Regions from separate parts of the Mus musculus genome. Here region 1 is linked to region 2. A link is a loop called in an ENCODE intact Hi-C map of the cell type or tissue named here. Cell type or tissue: left cerebral cortex. All regions are shown on one strand. Each heading gives the region's core, and the rest is flanking DNA. Links, peaks and the distances in the headings are about the cores only. Region 1 overlaps Cmss1 (cms small ribosomal subunit 1). Region 2 overlaps Tmem30c (transmembrane protein 30C).

The links. Peaks named below come from ENCODE experiments on the same cell type or tissue, not always from the same donor. Only the 100,000 strongest peaks of a DNase experiment are listed, where the experiment ranks them.
Region 1: a loop joins it to region 2, with 6 times the contacts of the local background. A loop is called at or near these places in 3 of 42 quality-filtered maps.

What each region holds. Positions count from the first base shown.
Region 1 is chr16:57,357,875-57,360,791 of GRCm38, reverse strand. All of the region lies in intron 1 of Cmss1 (cms small ribosomal subunit 1), which reads left to right. All of the region lies in intron 1 of Filip1l (filamin A interacting protein 1-like), which reads right to left. Among named protein-coding and RNA genes, the nearest start is that of Filip1l, 6.1 kb to the right of the region's middle. In left cerebral cortex, for the core only: no CTCF peak of the experiment used is centred there; DNase peaks (open chromatin) are centred at 888 and 1,361; H3K27ac peaks cover 273 bases.
Region 2 is chr16:57,266,058-57,268,974 of GRCm38, reverse strand. It overlaps Tmem30c (transmembrane protein 30C), which reads left to right. Exons shown (of 8, transcript NM_027651.1): 8 at 2,381-2,836. The coding sequence ends at 2,565. Among named protein-coding and RNA genes, the nearest start is that of Gm26800, 12 kb to the left of the region's middle. In left cerebral cortex, for the core only: no CTCF peak of the experiment used is centred there; DNase peaks (open chromatin) are centred at 351, 666 and 1,800; H3K27ac peaks cover 344 bases.

The sequences.
Region 1 (2,917 bases), core at 327-2,826, 92 kb before region 2:
AGGCTACTCCTCTCCACCCTCTGGTCTCCAGTTCACCTCTCTTCATCATGCAGAAACCATTCCACTTCTCTCCCATGTCTCTGCCACATGTTTGCATATCATAGTGGTACCCAATGCAGGGGGGCATGTGGCAGGTGGACCTCTGAGTACCTCCCACCTCCCCATGTAGCATGTGTCAGATGGACTGCATCCTGGCTTCTCTAAATTAGGATTTTTTTTATTTGTATTTTGTATGTTTGGTGTTTTACCTATATGAATGTCTGTATACCACATGCACTCAGTGCCTGTGGAGGTCAGAAAAGGGTGCTGGATCCACGGAACTAGCATTACATTACAAGTGGTTATAAGCTGGCATCTATGTTCTGGGAATTGAACTCTGGATCTCCTACAGGAGCAGTAGAGCATTGTAAGCCACCAAACCATCCCCCGACCCCCTAACGTGTCTTCAAATGAGAACAACCCTGTTCAAGAACTCCATTATATCAACACCAAAGCAGAATATGACGTTTGAAGTTTGAGGCAGAAGGCTCTCAGTATTCAGTCATACAGATCTTTAAGATACACTTTGCCAACAGTAAAAGTTACCCTTCAGATAATGTTCTCTTCTACAAATCCTGACAAACACTAGAGATCACAGATGTTACCATTACAGTCAAGACCTACAGAAGTTCCATCACCCCAAAACAGCCCCCCTCTACCCCTTTACAGAAACTTCTCCACTAGGTCCTAGAAACTTGCAGTTGCTGATCTGCCTTCTGTCCCTGTAGCTTTTCATTTGCTACAGTGCCATATGCATTGCACTTATGCAGAGTCCGGCTTCTTGAGTCTGGATTGTTTCCCTTAGCCTAGCACAGTTGGGGTTTGTCCATGTTGCTGTATTGTTAGTGCTATAGAGTAATTCATCCTACAGTTGTGCTGTAGTTTAAATATTCATTCAGCAGTAGAAGGCTGTCTAAATTGTTTCAAGGCAATTACAATGAAACTGGTAGAAATATGACTACTCAGTCATAGGCAATTTGCCTGTTAGGTTAGAAAGCATCAAATTCAAGAATTATTGGAGAAGGAAATGACTATTCTATTCTGTGCCAACAGACACATTTCTAGCCAGCAGGGTGGTTCATGCCTGTTACCCCAGCACTCAGGCGGCTGAGGCAGAAGGATGTGTTTTGGGTCAGCCTGGAGGTCCCTGCCTCAAAATATCTCTCTCCGAAAGCGATTAGTTTGTCTCCCCCATCACACTCACAATGCAATCAAGAATGGAGTTTTTAATAACCTCCTTCCAGAGCCACTCTTGTAAGTGGGTGGCCATGTGTGTTCTTGCTGGAAGACTAGTTCCCAAAGTAGCACAGCTTCAACGCCCACCTTTCCATTCTCTCCTACAACCCCACGTGGCCTGTACCATCAGCGTTTGTCCTCCCTCACTTTCGGAATTCACGTGATCTTATGTGCCTTCCTCTCACCAGTACTCAGGGGGTGCAGTGGGGGAGGGGGATGCCTTTTAGCAATCGTGTTATTTTGCTGCTCTAAAAGCGTAATTATGAAGAGAGGCTCCCTATGGCTTTTCTTTGGATGCATGCTTAAATGTGGCTCATCTTGCAGAGGCCAGCTCCACTATACGCACAGATTGGTTGGGCCACATGCACAAAATATCCATTGATCCCTTTCGGCTTTTTCGCAACATGGCTTAATATACTATAACAATGTATTATTGGGGCTACTAATGTCACTTAGTGCAGTCATCATCACTGGAGCCATCACTGTCACCTAATGTACCTGATGCCAGATAGGCTGAGAGCAATCACTTAGTGCTGTGATCACACATACACACACACACAAAATTAATATGATTTAGCGTGTTGTGTATCATCCTGTGCTGGTCTGGAAACTTGTACATCTGCTACAACTTAGACCAGAAATTTGATGTAATCATTTAGGAGTTTTTACAGCAGTTTGACTTTACTACAGAATCTTTGCCTGTGATCCTCATTTAAAAAAAAAAAATTGTTGCAGTCAATGATAAATGGACCACGACAAAATTTTTGTTTTATGCCACAGGTAGGTAAAAAGCACAGATATAATATGCTTTTCAAATGCTATCCTACAAAGAAGTCTCAAAATGTAGACTCAGTTCTAGGGTAGAGCCTGACACTCTGTGTTTCAGACATACTGTGGAGTGATGTCCACACTGATCATCTGCCAGCAGACTGGGGGGGGGGGGGGTCAGAGGAATTATACACTTTTCGTAAACATTGTCTCTGTTTAGTTGGTTTAGGCACACACCCACATTTCGTAAGTGTACACAAACAGCATCAAGAGAGCATCTCTATAGTGCAGAGCCTTGCTTTGGGTTATTGTCAGTGAGAAGCTAGGCCTGCTAGCACGCTGTATGCCAAGTGTTATTATCAGTCCCTCAGATTGACAGGGACAGGAAAGCCCAGTAAACAGATCGTTGACCAAATCCCAACCTACCTGTCTCCCTGAACTAGGAGGTTGCTTGTATATAATATTCTAAGTTATGGACCAGTGTACCTCATTTCTTAGAAATGAATGGGTCCTTTACATCAATAAACTTCTACAACTTGATCCTGTCAGAGAAAGTACCACTTCCCAGGAAACTTCAATCCTGGGTATGCCCACCCTATTGATTACCTATTTCTTTTCTTTTCTCTTCTCTTCTTTTCTTTTTTCTCGAGTTCAGCCCAAGCATCAGATGTCAGCATATCTTTTTGTTGAAAGAATTGCATGGATCTATCTTTTGAACTAATGGAATAGACAGCTCTAATCTGGGTGCATACACGTGAGGGAAGCTTGCAGTAGATGGGGGGGGGGGCGGGTTGTGTGGGGGAACCTGTATTTTAGAAGAATTTGCAGATACTAGGCTTTAGACAACTTGGAAAGATTTTTGCTTTGCTTTGCC
Region 2 (2,917 bases), core at 313-2,812:
ATTGGGGTAAGGCACTGTCGTATAGAGTGGAATGAGATGAGGGAGTTAAGAAATTAGAGGGGAGGGGATAGTAAGAGTACACTTGGAGGGTAGACTGGAATAGCAGAAACTGACAGAGACGATAGAACTTTTAGACAGAAGTGTGTTAGAGCGAAGGAAACCCATCTCCCCCGCTTACCACCCCAGGAAGGGTGAAGCTTCTGTCCGTGGCCAACCCTACCTATGAACCAGATACAGACGAGCCAGCAAGCAATGGCTTGCTCGATGAAGACTTCACTGTGTGGCTACGGACAGCTTGGCTCAGGCCCTGCCAGGAATGCTGTGAGCTGTGCGCTCCACATGTGTACTCTTCCTCTCTTCGGATCAGAGCCAGCCAGTGGGAGTTGATGTCTTAGTAACAGACATATGGGCCAAGTTAGGAGACATATGTTTGAATAACAGATTGTGATTTTTTTTCCCTTCAAATTCAAAAATACAAATGTGACTCTTGATTTAAAAAAAAAAAAACGTAGATTTAACTATAAAGTGTAACTAAGCCTTATCTTTAAGAAGTTATAAATTTACACGTAATTTATATTAACTGTGGTCTTCAGAGCTCATGTCTCCAAAGCAGGTAGATTTCTTAGGCAGGCTCACACTCAGCTTTGAATCAGCCACCCAGTTAAGCACGCGCACCTCTTACAGCATGCCAGGGTTACTGGCTGAGATTGTTCTAGAGGACACCCAGCAGGCCAGAGCTGCTCCACACGGACTGTTCACTTGTGTAGTCTCCCTAGCTCCCAGTGAGGTTGAATGAGAAACTCCTGTTTCTCTTTTCCCCCAGGACTGAGCAAATGTTCTTCCCCTAAACTCTCTCCCTAGTCCCGGGATAGAAAACCACAGTGTGAAATTTCTTCTCTCTCTCCTCCATTTCTTCTCTCTCCTAGAGCAGGTTTGTAGAACTCTCCAATGGGAAAGTAGAGCTGCTCCTCTGTGGGATCCCTGCTGACTGACATCCCTGTCCTATCCACCTTTGCTTTCTCTTGCAGTGGTTGCTTTAAAACAGGGATAGAACGTTGCCTGGTGACTGTCTCTCAAGTTGAATCTCCTGACCCCACAGACCTGTGTCGACCATAACAGTAAAGTAGAGGAGAGATGGCACAGACTGAACAATGCTGCCCTCTCCCTTGGCTGTAATGAGTCTGGGATGGGAATGACGAAAGGAAGCCATACCCTAAAAGCGATACACTGTTTCTATTCTCCTCTCTGGACATGCTAAGTCTCCTCCATGATTCTGCTAACAGCCACACTTGGCCGCTGATTGGAAGCTGATTGTACACAGCTTCAATGCTGAGTGTCACCCCCTGCTTGCACTCCCCCTGTGTGATGGCTTAAGAAGTAAACCTGGCCTGCAGCATCACTCTCTCCTACTGGAAGGGAAAAGGGGGGGTCTGGAGGTGAGGATAGGACTCTTTCAGCTGATCTAGGAGAGAACACAGGTAAGGCAGCACTGGAAGATAAAAGACCAAGTGATAATGAAGGGAGAGAGAGAGAGAGAGAGAGAGAGAGAGAGAGAGAGAGAGAGAGAGAGAGAGAGGTTTGTTCCTAACATAGTTCCTTGTGCCTTTAAATAGTTCATTGCCAAGAGATTGGAAGCCCTTTAAGGGCTTGGCTGGGAAATGCCTCTGTCGTCTGTGTTGCTATGAGAAGGCTTTGTTTGTTTATTAGTTTCATTTACAAAAGGCACCAGATGTTCAAAACCCTCAGGCCACAAGCCCCATGAAGATGATATCATTACAATGCTACATAGCAAGCCCACTTCAAACACTTTCTCACAGGCAACAGGACACTGACTTTTCAAAACCATGACAAGCACCCTGCTTTTAGATTTAGAGTTCTCACCAAAAAATGTTTCTGTGTTCATCCTGAGGCTTTATTTATTGTTCTTACTCCTCGGAAGGAATTTTCTCTGTTGAAGGGACTCAAGCCTTATCCAGTTAAGGAACTTGGCCTTTTCTGAGTCTTCTGGTTCACGAATAAAGCCTCAGGTTTGCTGTGAACGAACGCTGTCTCTATCCTTTGTGCTACCTTGGACTCATCAAAGGGAATTAGATTATCTGTTCACTAGCCAGCTATTGACAAGTCACCCAGATCTATTTGTGTCCACATCTTCTCTCTACACTACAGCTATGTTGAAGAGAGCCTTGTTATGACTAATTTTATTCTAGCAAGATAGAGTTTTATTTGACTGCGTGGAAACACATGAAACAGAATAATCACCTGGGTTGGTTTTCTTTTGTCTGTGAAAAAGATCAATTTTATATAACTTAATTTAGTGTGTTTGCATATGCTATGGTATAAATGACAAATACTGAGCCAGGTCCTTAACAGATCTTCTTAGACTTTCCAGTAACCATGTTCCAAGGAGAAAAGTCCATTGTCCTTTCCACTCTGACATGGATCGGGGGAGGAGGCCTTTTCTTGGGGCTGACTTACACAGTGACGGGGGCACTGACGCTGTTGGCCTCTTTTGCCATCCTGACGATTCACTTGATGCTGAAAAGGAGTAAACTGAATTTCCTGTAGAGGTGGTGTCCAGATTTAAAGAGAAGAAGAGCAGAAGGCAGCAGCAGACAATGGAGTGATAGACCCAAAGATCCCTGGCAAAGCTTGAAGAGTTCCTGAGCCACCTCAAGGAGGAGTGCTGGATTGATGGAATCCAATATAATCCTAACTACAAGGATAAATGACGAGGTTCCCAGAGTGTGTGTGGGGGGGGGGGGAGGAGGAGCAAATAAAAAAATATATGTACAGTAAAATGTTCTTGGAATAAAGATGAGAAATGTTTTTGAACTCTAGACCAAGTGTTAAGAATCAGTTTGGAGTCCTTGTACCTCAGAGTGGGTGAGTTCCCTGGGGGTCTGCTCTCAAGGCAAGA